Linked DNA regions of Homo sapiens: region 2 is linked to region 1. Evidence: chromatin loops called from intact Hi-C (ENCODE). Cell type or tissue: lower leg skin. All regions are shown on one strand. Links, peaks and the distances in the headings refer to the core of each region. The heading gives the core; the rest is flanking DNA. Region 1 holds the start of LOC124906218 (a long non-coding RNA gene). Region 2 overlaps METTL6 (methyltransferase 6, tRNA N3-cytidine).

Region 1 (10,643 bases), core at 1,479-9,478:
GGTCAGCCTGCAACAAATATTAAAGCAGCAGGCTGCACCCTTCAACGGGGCTTGTGAAACCTGGAGAAGCACAGGCACGCCTGTGACCCACACTCACTCCAACCCCACAACTGATAAAAGACAACGCAAGGCCCAGAATCAGATAACCTGGGAAAGTGTGTTGTAAATGAAGCATCATTTCCTCTTGAAATACATTTTTTGTCTTCCTGTACTGGGAACATAAAAGTCCCTCACCATCCCCTTGACCTCTCAGCATTTCCAGGGCTTCCCTCGACCTCAGTCTGCTGTCCCCCTCCCGGACCCAGCACCTTTTTAGCACTGAGGATCTAACCTTGTGCTCATGAGGCCTGGCTTGGTGGCGACACGTCACCCAGCACACACAGGGGCTGTCCCAGGAACGAAGTGGCATGCACATGTGGCACTCCAGGCTTCCAGCTCATCTGTGAACAGCTGCGGTCATTTGGTGGCGAAAACTCTACAGCCCACCTACCAGCCTCCTAGCCGCAGTCCCACCTGCTCCATTTTCACTACAGTCGTTTTTGAAGAGGGGCGGTGTTTCTCCTGCAGTTTACTGACAATGTTTACAGAGAAGCTATCGTTCAAGCTACTGTTCACTGCCTCCCTCCCCCGCTCAAAACACATGAAAAGTTATTCTGCCCTAGAAAATATAGGTGCCTTAGCCAGCAGGCAAATAAACATCCTCGTGGTCTATGCCCTGCTTTTGTGGTCTAATTCATTTTCTCCCTCATTCTCTCTCTCATTCTCTCTCTTATTCTCTCTCTCATGCTCTTTCTCTCTCATTCCTTCTCTCCCTTCCTCGTTCTCTGTATCTGTATCTCTGTCTTTCATAAGCCGAAACACACATACACACCGTGATATAAGAACATATAAAATCACGTGTAAGGATATTGGAATACAATTTAAGGTGAGTGCAAAAAAGGGCAGAGAATGGGCAGTGCAGAAAAGCTGGAGTTGTCGGGGGAGAAGACTGCTGGGCCCCGGATGATGAGCCCTTCTCTGAACAGCATCCAGTTTGGACACAGTAGAGAACACTGACAATCCCAGGTCATTGTGCCTTCAGTTCCTTAGAGGAAAAAAAGACAGCTTGAAGACAAAATCACTGTGAGAGTCACAGAAATGACAATGAGGCATCTGTTTTTACTTGAAATAGGTATGCATTTTTAAATGCCTCGCTTACCTCAGGTGGGTGGTGAATTCTAACGTACTTTCATGCCAGTTACTTCTGCACACCAGTGGGAGGCATCCCTGAGTGCTCTCTGACAGCTGAACGGATCTTCTCAGAGATGCCCTTATTCCAGCACTATTTCTGCAATGTATAGAAAGCACTATCCTTGGAATCAGTTTCCTGCACTTGGGAATGAGGCGATGGAGACTGAGGAGCCCCAGACGGGAGCCAAACAGAACCTTGGCTGGGGTGGGCTCCTCGTCAATGTGTGTGTGGATGGGGCATGGCCAGGCAGGGCAGAACTTCCTGACCAGCTAGGAGTCTGTGGAAAGCAGACTGGTTAATAACATGGACCATTCCAGCTCCTATCATTATGCATGGCACATAGCAAGAACTTAACAAATATTGATTAAATGAAGAGGAGTAGCAGACACTTACTTCACATTTTTCCACATGCCAGGCCTTGTTCTAAGTGCTTTTCTTATGCTAACTCATTTTGTCCTTTCAACACTCCAGTGAGGCCGGTGCTGTTACTCTCCCCATTTCACAGATGGGAAGACCGGACAGAGAGAGGCTAAAATGCCCAGAATCAAACTAGAAAAAGGCAAAGCAAGGATGTACATGAGTATGAAGCAGGTGCTGTGCTAACTGCTTACAATTGTTATTTCATTTGACCCTCATAGCACCCTGTGAAAGAATATCATTGTCCCCATTTTATAGAAGAAACTGATGCTCAGAGAGGTTAAAACAATTCCCACTAATAAGTGGCAGACTTAGGATTTGAACCAAGGACAATCTGACTTCAGACATAGCCATAGGGGATTAGCGCCCCCTATTGCCCACTCTAGTGAGTTCTTAGGCTGTTGGGGAGCAGCCTGGCAGTGTCCAGGGTTGTCCTATATGCCTGCTGGACCCTGGCTGACTGGGCCCTGACAACCAGCATCCTGGAACTGGCCAGAGGTGCAGGGACAGGCTGGGGAGGGGTGCAAAGGCCCTATCTGCTCCCTTCCAGTCGTCTGGGGCGTTCTCACATTGGCAAGGGCAGAGTGCTCCCTTCCTCTGAGTGGATCAGGGATGACATTGATAGGCCCCTGGAAACCAGAACTGCTGGCTTCTTCTGGCCTGTGTCTCAGATGCTGACCTCTGGGGAGTGAGAGTCGGTTGGAAATCCAGCCCTTTCCTCCTCTCTGAGCCCATCTCCTCTGGAGGGGTGCTTTCCTCTTGGCACCTTTGTGCCACATGGGAAATTCAAGTGTCCTTTGGTCCTGCTGGAGAAATAATCCTGCCAACAAAAAGACCCCTTCGTACCAACACAGGAGAGAGAGGGCCCAATTTGTCACTGGGTAAGCATTAACAGACTTGCGTGAAAGTGATGCCAAAGTCTGGACAGAATTTCACACAAATTTATAAAGTAGAAGAAAGAGCAATAAAAACTTCTCTTTTTATCTCCTTGAGTGACAAATGGATGGGTCTTGTGATTGTTTCCTGTGCACCTCCAGAGACTCCTGATTTAATTTCCAAGGTGTGTGTTAGTATTCTAAGGATTAGAACGTCCTAGACTTTGCATTATAAAATCTAAAAGTCAAGAAGGCTCCCTAAAGGGTGCCTCCCACCTTAAAGGAAGTAGCATCATTTTATCCTTACTGTGTCTTCTGAAAAACCACCAATATTATTCCCCAAAAACACCTCTTTTTAACAAAAATTTAATGACATGACCCTTCCCATTTCTCTGTGCATCACTTGGTGGAAATCTACAGTGAGTAGAGTTTACCAAAAACTTCATGTTTATTACCTATATTTTTCCACTACCCTGGGAACCTCCTTTTATTGATGCAGAAACAGGTGCTAAATAGTTCTCCTAAAATTGATGTGGGAGAGCTGAGGCTTGAACCCAGATATTTGACATCCACTGTCTCTTCTCTACTCTCAAAGAATGTATATATAGACATTCTATAGCAAGCAAAGAAAGGTAATAGAAAAAAAGATGAAGTTAGTAGATGCGTTATTTCTTCAGTGCGTGAGCACCATGCCACATTCTAGAATAGAACTGTTCAAGAGAACTTGCTGTGAAGATAGAAATGTTATTTGAGCCATCCAGTAGGGTTACCTCAAGCCACAGCACATGTGCGCATGTGTACCTGAAATGTGGTAGTGTGACTACTAAGGCACTGGCTTCTTAATTTAATTTTATACATTTTAATTTAAATTCAGGGCTGAGCACGGAGGCTCACACCTATAAGTGTGCCGGAGGCCCAGCACTTTGGGAGGCTGAGGCAGGAGGATTGCTTGAGGCCAGAGGTTTGAGACCAGCCTGGGCAACATGGCAAGACCCTGTCTCTATAAAATATAAAAAATTGGCTGGACATGGTAGCACGTGCCTATAGTTCCAGCTACTTGGGAGGCTGACCGCAGGAGCTGGAGGCTGCAGTGAGCTATGACTGCACCACTGCAGTCCGGCCTCGGTGACAGAGAAAGACCTTGTCTCAAAATAAGTAAATAAATAAATACATAAATAAATAAATTTACATTTAGAAAGCCACACATAGCTAGTGGCTACCATGCTGAACAGCACAAAAGCCCTGCTAGGCACATCTTGAGATGTCACTGAGGCCAGTAACTGACTGGCTGTTTGCTTCAGACCTTGGGGTGAAGATCCTGCAAATGTCAGCTGCCCGGCACTCACATGAAGTAGGCTGCCCCTTGGGAAGGGGAACACATGATCGCAGAGGGTTTCTGGCTGCACTGCCCTCCTGCAAGCTGGCGTGGGCTTGGGCCTGCCAGCACCAGAGTCCCATGACTCTAGCTCCCCCAGAGGCCCTGGCGCTGTCTATTCACCACCATCCTAGGACTGCTGCTGCTCGCTCTGCTCCTCCTCTTCCTCCTCCCCATCCCCCAGCCCAGAAGGGCAGCAGTCCTCTCGAGTTTGCCCCTTCAGACAAACCAGGACAGCTTCATCCAAGTATAGAAATAGTCACCTGCTTTCTCAAAGTCACATCAGAACAGAGCTGAGAGGAACCTTAGAAGTCATTCCTTCATTCCTCCTACCGCCACCCCATTTTACAGTTGAGAAGCCAAGACCTAGAGAGGTGATCAGTATCATCTTTGGCCTCTTTGCCCAGGGCAGTGACCCACTGAGTCCACAGATGGGGCAGGAACACGTGTGTGTGCAGGAAAAACAGGAACCATCTGGCTGGGGTCAGGCATTCCTTCTGCCTCTTTATGTCCACAGGATAGTTTTTTAAATTGATGATGAGGAAGGTGCATGTTTGGCAAAGAGGACAAAGCTTCCAATCGTTTAACTGCCAAAACATACATTGGGGTCACTTATTGGTGAGAAACATTTCTGTCCTGTCCTTACAGATTCTCTGTAACATAATTCTAGTTTTTAAACCCTCCCTTGCACAGAGATTAGGCCCCAGTTCTCATAAATAAAAAATGCTTGGAGCATATTTATTGATTGCACGACACCGTTTATCCATTTTGAAGTGAGTAGTACTAACCATCTTAACACTTTTCCAAGCAGAAAGTTCTCCTTCATGGCTAACTTCACTGACTTTTTCCCCCTCTAACTCAGCGTGGTATGGAGAGAGCTTAGCCAAGCCAGATGGACAAGTCACTGATAGGCCACATTCTGCTAGGAATATGTAAGCTATATATGGCAGACTTTGTTTAAGGTCCAAAGTTCAAGGTTTCAGCTATGGTCACGCGGATCATATCAGACTTGAAGTGAGAGCTGCTGTCCTGATTTGAAACAGTCTGCATAACAAACTGTTGGGCACCACTGAAATGTATCAGGGAACTCGCTGCAAAAAAAAAAAAACACTCAAAATGAATCATCCCAAAGTTCTAGCAACCAGGAAACAGACACAGTAAGGTGAGTAGTCTACGTTCCCGTGGGCATTCTAGCTCATTTTTAATGACATCTTATGAGTATATGGCTCCATTTCTCTCCATAATTAGAGTTAATAAATACCTTCAAGAGGATGTTTATGGCAGACTTTGGAATATTAACTCGTTATTATCAGAGTTATGTTGCTGAAGGTGAAGCCTGGTTTTGAATACAGAAACCACAGCCAATGCCTCACTCACCTCAAAATGCAAATGTAGCAAAAATTAATCCCATGGGACTGTTGTCTCATGTCTGGCCAGAAAGATGAGAATAACTAATTTGTTTGAAAGTTTCAACTGCTTCCATCTTATGCCTTGGAAAGTTTTTCAATTATTCAAACACTACCATAAAAGAAAGACAATGGCATTTGGAGTCAAAAGTATTTGTATTGAAATGCCAAGCCAGTCATTTAATGACTGTGATAGATTAAATTACTTTTCAAAATTCTTCACTCCTTCCCTCCACCACCTCCATGGAAGAATTGTATTTCCCTGCCCTTGACTTTAGCTCAGCCATGTGATCATTCTGGCCAATGAAACACTGGCAGATCGGATGCAAGCCATGACTTCAAATGTGCATGTGCAGTGGGACTTGGCACCTGCACCTGTTCCAGCTGGTTCACTGGCCCAAGAAGGAAGAGAAACGTAAGACTGGACCCAGACTTAATCTGCAGTTTAGAGCCACTCAGCCAAACCCAACCAAGATCAGCCAACCCCCAGCTGACCAACAGACACTTAAACAAGAATAAATGACTTTTGTTTTAAGTTTTGGGGTGGCTTGTAGTGTAACAACTCCTGATTGATACATTGGCAAAGACTTAGTTTCAGTTACTATGAGGATTATGATACCAACTTCATAGTGTGATCTAAACAATGCGATGCTATGATCCCTTTACTCATTGAAGACCAATAATGTCCCACTCCTGCCTTGACTTCCCCAGTGATGTATGTTACAATTTAGCTAAACTGGGCCTACATTTCCCAGTATTCCCTTCTCTGGTGGTCCTGGGTTAGCACTGACCACAAGAGAATTTTTCTGCAAGATATGGAAGCCAGAAGTAAAGCAGCAGACATGTTTTTTTAGGCTCTGAAGGCTGGAGCAGGATCCCAGGAACAGTGGGTGCTTATGCATGTTGCAATCTGCTAGCTTGCCTTGTTCTGGGCCAAGTGGTTATGCAACTCTGTGGAGACGGGTGCCAGCTTCCCCTAGAAGTCACCCACAGCATTAAGGTTGGAGGTAGTGAGACAGATGTAGGTTCCGGTTTGTATTTTCTCTTGTTCACACCAAGCTTCCTTTTACGACTACCAGTTTGGCCGACCAATTACTACTTTAGGATCAACATCAGATGCAGAAATAACCGCCTTCCCTTGATGCCTCCACTAGCTCCCACGCCGTGTAAAGTCTAATCCTTATAACACATCTCCATTCTCTCTCACTCATGGTTCTTCAGCTTCTTGGGATTGAACCCTGATACATTGTGGCTGAGTCCATTGTTGTCTAAACCTGTAAATTCAGGCAAGTACCTCACAACATAGTCTTAAGTAATTTATTATGGAGCAAGAAACACGTAAGATTAAACTATTATTTATTGAGCCCTTACTAGGTGCAAAATCTGTGCTAAGTGCTTTACATGCGTTATCTCATTTAATCTCATAAAATGGTCCCCAATCCCCTATCCAGTATGCTTTACTCTCATCACCATCATCAGTTGGTGGTTCGGAGATACCTGCTAGCTACAGTAATGCTCTAAGTCCTCACTGCCATTAGGAATTGTACACTGGGACCCAACATCCTCTGGGGTGGACCCGGTGGCCTGTGCTGTCCTAAAGTACACACAGGTAGTGCCCATTAAGGGTTTGCTTTCCCCTGTTCCTCATTCTCAACTTTGGCATTAATTTTTGTCCAAAGATACAATCTTTGACCCTATCAAACATTCAGTTCCCCTCTAAGTATGAAGTCTGGCCCCAAATATTTGCCTAGTGACTGGGTCCTGATACCAAGGTCAGATCTCACATGGAAATTGCCCCAAGTGTCGATCCTCCTGGACTGAAGCAATGCTGGTGGCCCTGTGCACTTATTGGGATCTCCTACTCCTTACTGGGCATGTACCCCCATTTGGGAGCTACTTCATATACCAAATCAAGTACCTCTCACTTGCCACAACTGGGACTGAGATGGCTATCTTCCTTGGAAACAGACTGCTGGGCCTACCTGTGCCTCTGCAATCTACATTGGTAGCTAGGTTAGTTTCCCGGCATTTGTCCTGTCTCAGCAGGTGCTGTGGCAAAGTTTTCCAGGTTGTACAAAGATGAAAATTAGTAGGGTTTCTAATTAAGATATTCAAGTGGATTTGAGTGGCTTTTCAGTATCAGTAACTGTGGTAGTTTTGTACTATATTAACTTGGCCAAGCTGGGACTATTTCCCAGTATTCTCTTCCCAATATGGTTCTGGGTTACAGATGAGTAAAAACAAGAAATTGGTGCAAGGTTTGAAAGGCAGAAAGGAGGCAGCAGCTGTGACTGGAGAGCGCTACAGTGTAAGGTGGTGAGAGACAGCTGCAGAGGCGCTGGTGGGTTGGCTTTCATCTTCCGTCTTTCCTGCTGCATGCCTGGTGCTTCTTCCTGCCAGCTTTACTGACCAACAGCAACTCCAACCCCATTACCGATGCTCGGCTGCAAGCTCAGAGGTAATCTCACCAGGGAAGCAAAGACCCTTCCAGACTTCTTCACTAGCCCCTTCCAGGGTTTCCACTCCTGCAGCTGGACATTCCTAACTTCCAAATTTCCCCAAAGTTCGAACTTGTCCACCTGTGCCAGGGCTTGAAGAGGACGTGCCTTTTTTCCCCCTAATTTGAGTGGTAAAGTCTGAAGACTGAAAAACAACTTTCCTTTTTAAAATGCTAACTTGTTTTCCTAGAATTTGAACAATATTCATTCATACATTACAAAGAATTGTGTTTCGTTCTGAGTTCTAGGGCTCTTCTGTAAGTGCATCTCTGCAAGTATGTAGAGAAAGGTGGAGATTCCCCCCACTCTACTTCCACTGTATTTTAAGCCTTTTGTGGAATTGTGATTTCTCTTTTGTGTGTCCTTTGTTTTAAACTCTTAGCAAGGAATAATTTGTAAACTGGTTTCCCAGTCAAATATGTAATCATGGCAATTTGCTAGGTAAAAAGCAGGGAATGGCAGGCATCCTCAAATGGAGTTAAAGAAATCCTAATTACTTACACCTGCAGAAGCTGTTGCTTTTGTAAGGTATGTAATTAGCAGCCAGCGTGTGCTGGAAAATGTGATTGTCTGTTTAAATACGGGATGCAGCCCGGAGGCCGCCCAGTTTAGAGCTCTCCCGCTGTGTACATTAGCCCAGCCTGGGCTCTCCTGGCACTTGTTAAGGCTGACTGCATGCCTAAATGCAGTGTGTGGCCAATTGAGCCCCCTTTCCTTGGTCCATGTGCAAAGCAGGTGTGATCATTTTAAAAAATTGGCTCCTTTTGGCTGGGTGCTGTGGCTCATGCCTGTAATCCCAGCACTTTGGGAGGCCGAAGCTGGCGAATCATGAGGTCAGGAGATCGAGACCATCCTGGCTCACACGGTGAAACCCTGTCTCTACTAAAAAATATAAAAAATTAGCCAGGCATGGTGGCGGGCGCCTGTAGTCCCAGCTACTCAGGAGGCTGAGGCAGGAGAATGGCATGAACCTGGCAGGCGGAGCTTGCAGTGGAGATCGCGCCACTGCACACCAGCCTGGGTGACACAGCGAGACTCCGTCTAAAAAAAAAAATGGTTCCTTTTAACTTAGTGATTATGAACTTTCTGCTTTTCTAGCCCAGTGGTTCTAGGCCTTGGCTACATGTTAGAATCGCTAGGGAGACTTTTTAAAAAATCCTGATGCCCAAGTTGCACCCAAATCAATTAAGTCAGACTCACTGGGGCATCAAATTTTTAAAGCGCCCGAAGCGATTACAAATGTGCTGTCAAGTTTGAAAACCAGTGGTTCCCAAACTTTTAACTGCATGCGAATCAGCAAGCAGGCTTGTTAAAACACAGGTTGCTGGGCCCTACCCCTAGATTCAATAAGAGGGAGGCAAGGGTGTCCAAAACTTTGCACTTCTCATATTTATGCCAAGAATACTGTCAATGTTTGCTGTGGCTTGGATATGGTTTGTCCACACCAAACTCATATTGAGGCTTGGTCCCCAACGTAATGGTGTTGAAAGATGGTGAGACTTTTAAGAGGTATTTGGATAACAAGGGATCTGCCCTTGAAGAAATTAATGACATCTGGTGGGAGTGAGTGTTCCCTCTCCCAAGACTGGATTAGTTACCAAGAGAGGCGGTTGCTATAAAATAAGGCTGACTCTCCAGTATGGTATCTTTGCACATGCCCGCTTCCCGTTCTGCTTCTCCATCATGTTAGGACACAGCACGAGACCCTCACCATGGTCATAACATGAACTCCCCAGGCGCCAGACTCATGAGCCAAATTAACCTTTATTCTTGATAAATTATCCAGTCTCAGGTATTGTTACAGCAGCAGAACATGGACTAGGAGAAAGCGCAAAACAATGTTTAATTCCTTTCGGAGTTAGAATAGTTAACCATTTTTTGCACATGACAGGCATTAGCTGTCATGTTTTATAGATACTAGCTCATTTAATCATTTTCACAAGGCTGTTTCCTTCTCATCCTTCAGGTCTTAGAAAAAGTGCCAGAGCTCAGACTCCCTTAAAAAGTCACCTGACCCAGTTACTCTCTCCCACATCACCTGGTTTGTTTCCTTGGGGGCTCTAACTCATCTGTAATCTTGCTTCTGTCTCTTCTAGTTCCACTAAGTTTCCAAATGTAGAAACCGAATCTTCTTCCCCTAGTGCCTAGCATGTGACAGGTACTTCTTTGCCTAGTGCATAGCACATGACAGCTATTTTTCTAATTGCAGAATGAATGGGTTCACACAGCAACCCTGTCAAAGAGGTACTATGATCCAGATTTCACAAACCAGAATATAATTATTAAGTAACTTCTCGGAGATCACAGTGGAGGAACTAAGATTCAAATTGTCTTCTGACCAGAGCTGGGCTCTGAAACCACTCCAAGAATTGATCATCAGCCTTAAACAATCAGTTTTCTTTCCTTGTAATAAACTGAGTTACTCATCTAAGAATGTCAACTTTGTCTTACTACCACTTGACTCAGTTATTTTTTTCCCAAACAATAGAAATCCAGAGCCCAAACTGTAGAAATTGGCAATTTCCTTATTTAAAAACTACTGTCCATAACAAAAAGTCTATTAACAATACCCCAAAGCAGTTAAGATTTCTACCTCATATAAAATCATAAACATTTTAATTCAAAATGTTGACATTTAGAAGAAAAACTACATAAAAGCAAATGGATTTGAATTATCTGACTTTATTTAGCATGCAATGCAATTTATTCTGGCAATAAATTAATATGTGCAGTTATAAAAAATGTTGGGTACTTTTTCCAAGAAAAATGTTTCTGAATGTGCACACTAGAATATATGCAGAATCCTTTAAACAGTCGACTTCATATTTTAAACTTGTAAGT
Region 2 (10,643 bases), core at 1,866-9,865, 840 kb before region 1:
GGTGCACTGATGGAAATGTGTCCAGCGAGAATGAACACAAGAACCTAGAGGCAATGAGACTGAAGCCATTTTTAGGTTTGGCCTTTAATATGCTTGTGAACCAATCTACTGGCTCATAGTTAAAATACTGATGGACTGGGTCACCTCATTAATTTAACAAGAAGTACATTTTACAATCAACATATCTTAAAGTTGGCAGCTGCCTGGGCCCACTTCCAACCCTGACCCAGCCATGAAAAAAAAAAAACAAACAGTTATATATATATATATATATATATATATATATATATATATATATAGAGAGAGAGAGAGAGAGAGAGAGAGAGAGAGAGAGAGATGGAGTCTCACTCTGTTGCCCAGGCTACAGTGCAATGGCATGATCTTGGCTCACTGCAACCGCCACCTCCCAGGTTCCTGCCTCAGCTTCTCGAGTAGCTGAGACTAAAGGCACCATGCCTAGCTAATTTTTTGTATTTTTAGTAGAGACAAGATTTTGCCATGTTGGCCAAGCTAGTCTCGAACTCCTGACTTCAGATGATCCACCTGCCTCAACCTCCCAAAATGCTGGGATTACAGGCATGAGCCACCACGACCAGCAGTTAATCTTAATGTATCTTAAATATATGAGAGGCCACTTGCTCAGTGTCAGAGGTCGGCATGTCATTAAACCAGCTTTAAATATTGTTTTTATTGTTTATTTTTTGAGACAGACTCTTACTCTGTCACCCAAGCTGGAGTGCAGTGGCACAACCTGGGCTCACTGCAACCTCCACCTCCCGGGTTCAAGTGAGCCTCGGCCTCTCAATTAGCTGGGACTACAGTGGACTACAGACATGCACCACCACGCCCAGCTAATTTTTGTATTTTTAGCAGAGACAGGGTTTTAACATGTTGGCCAGGCTGGTCTCCAACTTTTGGCCTCATGTGATCTGCCCACCCCAGCCTCCCAAAGTGCTGGGATTACAAGCATGAGCCACCATGCCCAGCTTCACCTTTAAATATTCTAAATGAAAACTTTTGCAGCCTGGCTTTATGGGGGTTAGAATTTGGGGCATAATTACTCCTGTGGGTAGAGACAACTCCAGGTTGTGTTTGGAGGAAACTGTTGGCCCCATTCACAGGTATATGCCCAGCCAACCACTGGCAAAGGAAGACGACTTCATCAACCTGTTTTGCTTTCTCTGAAGTCATTCTTACTTGTCTCTTGGCCGGATGGTCTGCCCAATAGCTACCCTTCTAAGGGACAATAACCTAGACCTCCTGGTTCCTAGATTCACATCAAACCCTCCACTGAGAACACTATTGATGGAAAACTGACCGAAGGACCAACAGCCCGTTAGTCTTCTAGGGATTCTAAACCCATCTAGACCAGCCCCTTTCAGTCCTCTTCATCCACTTATTTGACTAGTCCTTTGGGGGTTATATCTATGTTAAGCTATATTATCAGAAACAATGCTTTGATACTTGTGTTTATTATTGGTAAAACTGTTAAGTTTGCCATGTTGTAGTGTTCTCTTTATGGGAACTAGAGGGAAAGGTTCCTTAGATCTCCAGATTAGGGGTAGCTGCCTCAGGTTTATCGCATGGAGTCTGAACTTGATCTTGTTTCCTTCTTTACACTGACAACTAGGAAGCAAAATCTGTTATTTATCCTTAAGTGTATAAGACCTGCTGTAATGCAGTTTGTGTGGATAAGATTATTTTCCTGGCCTCAACTTTTATTTTCCTTTAGCCCAATTTCCCTACTTAAAATCGTGTAATTTTTGTATTTTTGTAAGTTGTCCTTAAACTTTTTTGGGGAGAATTTTAAAAATAGAAGAAAAACTACTCTCTGGTGTTAGACTTCAGAATAGAGGATATCCTTGTGGGGACAGTGACTGGAACGAGACACAGGGGTGGCGTGGGTTCTGGGGTGCCAGTCATGCTGGACGCGTCATACAGGTATGTTCACTCTGTGATGTCAGTGAGCTAAATACTTATGATTTGTGCACTTTTCTGTATGTATGTTAAGCTTCTATGTTCAAAAAATGAGGACTGAGGGAAATGATACTCACGTGCCATATATATGTACTTCCTTTAATCCTCTGAACACTTTTAAGTTAGTAGTTATCCCCATTATAAAAACGAGGAATGTGAGGTTCAAACAGGTTAAGGAATGAGGCCAAAATTCCAAATGACTTCTGATAACAAAAGCACAGGCTTATCCTACTACACTACACTGCTCCTTGCTCTTTTTTTTTTTTTTTTTCAATTGGACACGGGGTCTCGCTCTGCACCCATGCTGTAGTGCAGTGGTGTGATAATGGCTCACTCCATCGCTACAGCCTCCAACTCCTGGGCTCATGGGATCCTTCAACCTCAGTCTCCCAAGTAGGTGGGACTACAGGCATATACCACCATACCTGGCTAATTTTCTTATTTTTTTCATAGAGATGGGGTCTTGCTACATCACCCAGGATCCCACTTTCCTACTTTAAATGGCCTGTCTTTATCCAGCTTAGCCAATAAAATCCAAGAAACATTGGTCAGACCTAGTAGAGACACAGGTGAAAGGACTTCTACGGAGGGGGCAGTGGGCAGCATCTGAGGCTGAAGCTGGCTGTGGGATTCATTTGGCGGAGGGGGCTTTGGGAGACAGCACTGGACTGAAAGTGCGGAGCTTGAGGCTGCTTCTGGACAGGGCTGGATTCTCACTGTGAGAAGGCCCATGAAGCCCCCTAAAGGTCCACCATCTCTACAAGTTCCATCAGCCCCTCCCAAGAAGTTGAGGACAGATGGCAGAATCACAACACCCAGCACGCACAGTGTGAGCCCTGCTGCCTGCCCCTCTTCTCTTCAGGAGCCAGGATTTATTCTGATTGTACAGAACCACTATGACTATTATCCAACCCCTTCACACTGGGACCCCTCCTCCAGATGTAGTTGGAGTTGAAGGGCCCAGGCCTGCTGCATGTGCAGTCCAGTCATGTACTCAAGACAGGGTTCTCACAAACAGCTTTCTGCAGAAAGGCAAACAGAAAGGCTTACAGGCTCAACTCGTGAGCAGAACAAAATAACCTGGATTTTACTTCATAAAGGAAAAGTCATTAAAAGGCAATGATTGGGAAAGAGGTCAGCAGACCAATTTAGGGATTTCCCCATATTCTGCAACACTAGCTACGTGATTTTGGACTCATCATTTACCCCTTGCTACTGCTTCCTCATTTCCCAATAGGGAGTTGGAATGTCCATTCTAAAGCCCCTCTCAACTCTGAAATTCTAACTCTAAACTAGACACCAGTCATCTTCTCCGAGAAACAGCACTGGACAAATGGGGCAGAGGGGAGGACAGGTGATGGCCATTCCCTCTCTCCCCCCCAGGGCAAACAATGTGGCAAGGAACTGGCCCAGTGATAAGGGGTCTCAACAATCAGATATGGAGCCATGGAGGGTTCTTGAGCACAGACAGAGCAAAAGTGGTATTTGTGGAACACTGGTTTTGAAGAAATACATAACTGAACTAAAGGGGAGACCAATGGGCAAATATGACACTCGAAAAAGAAGAAAACAGAACACTCCTTTAGGCTAGAAATATATATGAGTGTCTTATTTTAGTCTACTTGGCCTCATTTTTCCCCATGGTTGTCTGACATGTTGCCTGGGGGAACACTTACAGTCACATGAGTAATGACAAGAATCTCTTTACGTGCTACAGGGTCCTTAGGCTTTTCTTTGTGGAATTTTACAGTGAACAATATGGCTAAATTATGTTATTCTATAAAACTTTGACTACTTTTCAGGCCTTGAAATTTTATTTACATGTCTCTAACACACACACATACACTTCCTATTTTTTAATACAAAAAGTACATAGTAGCCCCCCGTATCTGCGGGTGGTATGTTTCAAGACCCCCAGTGGTTGCCTGAAACCAAGATGGTACCAAACTCTAAAAAAAAAAGAACAACTTTAACAATATACCGTAATAAAAGTTATGTGAATGTGATCTTTCAAATTTTTTTTGTTTTTTTTGAGACAGACTTTTGCTCTGTCGCCCAGGCTGGAGTGCAGTAGCGTGATCTCGACTTACTGCAACCTCCACCTTCCAGGCTCAAGCTAACCTCCCACCCCAGCTGGGACTACAGGCACATGCCACCACATTTGGCTAATTTTTGTATTTTCTGTAGAGACAGAGTTTCACCATGTTGCCCACACTGGTCTTGAACTCCTGGGCTCAAGGGATCTGCTGGCCTTGGCCTCTCAAAGTGCTGGGGTTATAGGCATGAGCCTATAACCCTCAAAATATCTTAAGAAAAGTAACTGACTGCAGTTGAAAACAGGTAATTGAAATTGTGGTAAGTGAAACCATGGATAAAGCGGGACTACTGTACATGCTCATTAAAAAAAATTAAGGGCCAGGCATGGTGGCTTACACCTGTAGTCCTAGCTACTCAGGAGGCTGAGGCAGGAAGACTGCTTGAGCCCAGGGGAGGTCGAGGCTACAATGAGCTGTGATCACACACCACTGCACTCCAGCCTGCGTACCACAAGATCCTGTCTCAAAAAATATATAAAGTAAAAAGAGTGATTTTATTTATTTATGAAACAGGGTCTCACTCTGTCGCCCAGGCTGGAGTGCAATGGCATGATCTTGGCTCACTGCAGTCTCCGCCTCTTGGGTTCAAGCGATTCTCTTGCCTCAGCCTCCTGAGTAGCTGGGATTACAGGCACTCGCCACTATGCCCAGCTAATTTTTTTGTATTTTTAGTAGAGATGGGGTCTCACCATGTTGGCCAGGCTGGTCTCAAACTCCTGACCTCAGATGATCCCCCAACCTCGGCCTCCCGAAGTGCTGGGATTACAGGCATGAGCCACCGCACCCAGACGAAAGAGTGATTTTAAATTTTCCTCTTCAAGGGAAGGTATAAATGCCAACCTCATGAAAGGTCAGGACTTAGGATCCAGGCCCAGGACCACAGGAGATGGGTTCTTAGGAGGCTTTAGAAATTTGCTCTGAAGGAAAACTCTTGGCACACACAGGCCTTCTTTTTTATTCACCGTCTCTCGAAACACATACTCGTTTACCACTTCTTCATAACCTGTGTCCATAAAGAGCTGAGCCAGGAAGTCTGTAAGACAAGCATCAACAATGCTCAACAGTCTTCATAACATTACATTTGCTTTGCAGTCCTTGAGGAGGGATAGAGGGCTGAGGCTATTTTAATATTTTTTTAAATGAAAACCTCAATGCTAAAATTTAAAGGTTTTGATTTGGGAACTAATACACTCCTTCTCCTCTTCTACCCAAACAGAAACCTCCAATTAAACAATTAAATCAGAACAAGGTGAAGGACAACCTGGTGTTCGCATCTTGCCTTATTATGAATTCTCAAATACAAAAGCCCGAGTAAAAAGAAACAATTCCAAATTGGTTATATTCCTTTTTTTTTTTAATTAAAAAAAAATTTTTTTTTGAGACACAATGTCACTCTGTCACCCAGGCTAGATCAGGAGCACGATCTCGGCTCACTGCAACCTCCGATTCCTGGGCTTAAGTGATTCTCCTGCCTCAGCCTCTTAAGTAGCTGGGACTACAGGCACACACTACCATGCCTGGTTAATTTTTTTGTATTTTTAGTAGAGACAGGGTTTCGCCATGTTGGCCAGGCTGGTCTCAAACCCCTGACCTCAAATGATCCCCCAATCTTGGCCTCCCAAAGTGCTGAGATAACACGCATGAGCCACTGGGCCCGGCCGATTATATTCCTTTTTAAAAATTATCTTATTGTTTCCCATCTCCGAACAAAAACATAAAAATTGGCTATACTCCTACAAGGTCTGCATGTGCTCAATTTGTTTACATCAAACATCTTATTCATCCTAACACGAAGGAGGAAAATTTGTGATCAGAGTGGAGAAAAACACCCAGTGGTGACCTAGCTCCAGGAAAATCTAACCCAAATAATACATCACTACACATTAAATGAAACAAACAGAATAAATGGTGAGGCAGCAAAAATAAAGACTCGTACTAAGAGCATTGCTCCAGAGAACGTGCTCTGAAGCACTCTGCAGATATCACTGAATCTTCTCAATATTTACAATTGGTTTAAATTTTATGAATTAAAACATCTTTTGAATTTTAACCTATTTTGATAATTTTGCATTTTGTTTTGTTTTGTTTTGTTTTTTTGAGATAGGCTTCTCGCCCTGTCGCCCAGGCTGGAGGGCAGTGGTATGATCATAGCTCACTGCAGCCTCCATCTTCTGGGGCCAAATGATCCTCTTGCCTCAGCCTCCTAAGCAGCAGGACCACAAGTGCATGCCACCACTCCTGGCTAATATTTTTTTTTTTTTATTTTTAGTAGAGACAAAGTTTCACGGTTGCCCAGGCTGGTCTCGAACTCCTGAGCTCAAGTGATCCTTCTATCTCAGTCTCCCAAATAATTTTGCAGCTTTAATAGTAATCACTCAATTTTAATTCATTTTGGTATCTAAAAGAATATTTCATTTCAAGAAGAAAAATGTTTGTTAAAATAGAGGTTAATTATCTTCCTGTCTAGATGATTAGGTAGACTATGTTCAAGACACCTAAAAGACCAAAATAATGTTCCACATTTTCTTATCAAAAATGACTTTTTAAATACCTCTTTAGGCTGGGCATGGTGGCTCATACCTGCAGTCCCAGAATTTTGGGAGGCTGAAGTGGGCAGATCACTTGAGACCAGGAGATTGAGACCAGCCTGGCCAACATGGCAAAACCGCATCTCTACTAAAAATACAAAAATTAGTTGGGTGTGGTGGCACACACTTGTAATCCTTGCTACTTGGGAGGCTGAGGCATGAGAATCACTTGAGCCTGGGTGGTGGGGGTTGCAGTGAGCCAAGATCATGCCACTGCACTCCAGCCTGTAAGACTCTGTCTCAAAAATAAATAAATGCCTCTTTACAGCAAATTTGCATATTTATTTAAAAACAGATCCAGGACAGGCATGGTGACTAACACCTGTAATCCCACCACTTTTGGAGGCTGAGACAGATGGATCACTTGAGCTCAGAAGTTCGAGACCAGCATGGGCAATATGGTGAAACCCCCATTCTACCAAAAATACAAGAAATTAGCCAGCCATGGTGGCATGTGTCTGTGGTCCCAGCTACTCAGGAGGCTTCGGTGGATCACTTGAGTCTGGAAGGTGGAGGCTGCAGTGAGCCAAGATCACACCACTGCACTCCAGCCTGGGTGACAGAATTAGACTCTGTCTCAAAAACAACAAAAAAACCAAACCCCAAAACAGATCCAATCAATTCTACAGAAAAAGGTTTCCTGACTTTGTGCCATGGGAAAGTAATCTCAAGGCATTATACTGTCAAATTTGCTTTATTTTTAACTGGACAAGAAGTTTCTGACTTGCCCTCCCTCTTATTCCAGCACAATTCCTAGTAGGGAATCCACATGGCATGTCAGAGGCTGTCCATTAACCCAAGCTCATTAGGGGAGTCACTGACACCAGAGAAGGCTTGTGAGCTCTTCAAGGGCAGGGGCCAGGTCTGTGCCTTCCAGGTGCTGGGTAAATATTGTGCAGTAGAGGGCTTGTTTCAGGGTCTCGTGCACATGTCGCAAGCCTTCTCCAAGCAGCCTTGCAGTGATAATGCAATCAAATAAACAGAAACAAAGAATAAAACATTTAAAGACTGGATTCCATTCATCTTACCATCAGTAAAAAAATATGATCTGGTCCCATCTTGTCTAACATAAAAGTTTTCTCCAAGTTTGCTGCTGGCTTTAAACCTAAGCATGGCATGATCATACAGTCCGTAGTCACGAAACAAGACACTTTTGCCTGGTTTTAATACCTATGAAACAAAAGCAGGCTGAACATGACTTTGGAGAACCCTGTCAAAATAAAACCTGATTAAGTTAGGACTTAAAATAAATTTGTGATAGTTACTAAGGGGACAGACTGAAATGCCCATAATACGGAACCAAAATGGCCTACTACTTAAAAAGATAGTAAGACCAGGCAGGGCTCCATAACACTAAGACACTTCTTTTTTTTTTTTTTTTGAGATGGAGTCTTGCTCTGTCGCCCAGGCTGGAGTGCAGTGGCATAATCTCAGCTCACTGCAACCTCCGTCTCCCACGTTCAAGTGATTCTCGTGTCTCAGCCTCCCGAGTAGCTGGGATTATAGGTGCCCGCCACCATGCCCGGCTAATTTTTGTATTTTAGTAGAGATGAGGTTTCACCATGTTGGCCAGGCTAGTCTCGAACTCCTGACCTCAAGTAATTTGCCCACCTCAGTCTCCCAAAGTTGGGATTACAGGCGTGAGCCACCTCGCTCGTCCCTGAAGACAATTCTTGAGTACCTCCAAGAGCACCCTGGAATGTCCAGTGTCACAGGATTAAAATGTTAGAGACCAACCTGGGCAATATAGTGAGACCCCATCTCTACACAAAAATTAAAAATTAGCTGGATCTGGTAGTGCGTCCTGTAGTCCCAACTACTTCAGAGGCTGAGGTGGGAGAACTGCTTGAGCCCAGGAAGTTGAGGCTGCAGTGAGCCACGTCCATGCCACTGCACTCCAGCCTGAGTGACACAGCAAGACCCTGTCTCAAAAATAAATAAATAAGTGTTAGAGACAATAAATGAAAGTGTTATCCTCATTGAAGCACTTTCTTGCAACATTTTATTCACCATCTCCTAGTACTCAAACTGTATTCAACTGTCTCTTAAAAAAACAAACAAACAAACAAACAAAAAACCAGAATGTCGTTTTGGCTCTTTACTGATTCAGGTTGGTTTTCCTCATTCTGAGCCTCAGCTCTCATTTCATTGTGCCACAATGTATAGCTCAATCACGGTGCTAATGACTGATACATGCCTAGCATTTGACTGCTTAACCATACATTTTCTCATTGTATCTTCACCCAACTGTGGGACAAAGGAATGTGATTATTATTCTCACATGAGACACGGAAACCAATACTCAACAGGGTTAAGTGATCTGCCAATGATCATACATTAGCTTTTTTTAGACAAGGTCTTGCTATGTTGGCCAGGCTGGTTTCAAACTCCTGACCTCAAGTGATTCACCTGCCTTGGCATCCCAAAGTGTTGGGATTACAGGCATGAAACACCACACCTGGCCAAACTGTGTACTCTTGACCACTAAACCATAACTCCTCTCACCTTATAGCAGGACTCCATGGATCCCAGGTAACTGCAAAATCATCCTTGTCCCAGGGCTGGCGAAGCTCTGAAGAGCAGCCATGGCACTGCACAAATCAGAATTTAGGGTGGATGTTTTATGCCAGAGGACCCCTTTCTATACACTCACTACACAGCCTACCTAGTGAGAATGGAGAGACTATGTGAATCTAGACAGTACATGAGCCTCATGAGGGAAGGTAAGTAAAAGAATCCAGACTGTCCAACCCTCAAGTGCAGGCCCCAAATCACTAACCTTGTAAATGTTTTGTAAGACAAGGTGCATCTTATCAGGATGAACAGCTGACAGCACAAATATCAACATAACAACATCCACAGACTCTGGCGGTACATGATCCAGAAGATCATCTTTAGTCAGATCACACTGGAATACCTTGCATCTTTCTGTATCATATAAAGGATTTTGCTACAGGGGGAAGAAATACAAATGAATTTTAATGCAACCACTAGGCTGATACATATAGAAAAATACAACATCAAAAGGCGATCCAATTTCCACTTGTATACATAGAAATTATCACTGTTACCAGATAAAACTGATTAATAAATCACTCACTATAAAGCATGTAATATTCACTACTGCTACAGGAGCAAGACTTCATTTTAATAAATCATTTTTAACTGAGGAGACAATAAGAGTATCACGTACTCAAAACTGAGCATTTTAGAAGCATATTATTTCCAGAGGGATGATGATCCAAAACTGGCCTCTGCTTCTTTTTGTTTTTTAAAGAGACAGGGTCTCACTCTGTCTGCTGGGCTAGAGTGCAGTGGCATGATCATGGTTCACTGCAGCCTTCACCTCCTGAGCCCAAGTTATCCTCCCACTTCAGCCTCCTAAGTAGCTGGAACTACAGGTGTGCACCACTGCATCTGGCTAAATTTTTATTTTTATTTTTGTAAAGATGGGATCTTGCTATGTTGTACAGGCTAGTCTTGAACTCCTGGCCTCAAGTGATCCTCCCACTTCAGCCTTCCAAAGTGCTGGGATTACAGGCATGAGCCACTATGTCCTGCTGGCCTCTGGCTTCCTTAATCCTCCTTTGAATCATCTGCTTAAAGCCTAAACCCTATGAGAAGCCCTTCTAATTCCCCTTGATGAGATGCTCCCGCAGTTCTTCTGGGGTATATTTTCTCTTTATGCAGCAAGCTAAATAAACTTAACCTTTTTTTGACTACAAATGTGTTCCTGGTACATTTTGGTTGGTAGGCTTCAACACATGTATAGGAGTATTATGAAGAAAAACATTAAACTTCTATTTCATGTAAATGAGGACCTGAATAAATAGATATACAAAGTTACTGGATGGGAAAATTAAATGCAAAATTAAAAAGATGTCAATTCTATTCATAATTCCATTTGTAAATCCAATGCAATCTAAACTGATTCCCAACAGATTTCTAGAAACTAGACAGGGTGAATCTAATTCATCATAAA

Evidence for each region. A loop is a pair of places that touch in the nucleus more often than their neighbours do. Peaks named below come from ENCODE experiments on the same cell type or tissue, not always from the same donor. Only the 100,000 strongest peaks of a DNase experiment are listed, where the experiment ranks them.
Region 2: it touches region 1 in a loop (16-fold over the local background); 7 of 110 quality-filtered maps call a loop at or near these places.

Annotation. Positions count from the first base shown.
Region 1 is chr3:16,247,514-16,258,156 of GRCh38, forward strand. It overlaps LOC124906218 (a long non-coding RNA gene), which reads left to right and starts at 3,673. Exons shown (of 2, transcript XR_007095838.1): 1 at 3,673-7,762; 2 at 10,012-10,643. DPH3 (diphthamide biosynthesis 3) reads right to left here. Exons shown (of 3, transcript NM_206831.3): 3 at 9,548-10,643. It also overlaps a transcript of GALNT15 not described here. RefSeq lists enhancers at 1-123, 8,169-8,670. In lower leg skin, for the core only: no CTCF peak of the experiment used is centred there; no DNase peak of the experiment used is centred there.
Region 2 is chr3:15,406,332-15,416,974 of GRCh38, forward strand. It overlaps METTL6 (methyltransferase 6, tRNA N3-cytidine), which reads right to left. Exons shown (of 6, transcript NM_152396.4): 4 at 9,441-9,611; 5 at 7,690-7,831; 6 at 3,429-5,106. The coding sequence ends at 4,925. Among named protein-coding and RNA genes, the nearest start is that of METTL6, 16 kb to the right of the region's middle. In lower leg skin, for the core only: no CTCF peak of the experiment used is centred there; no DNase peak of the experiment used is centred there.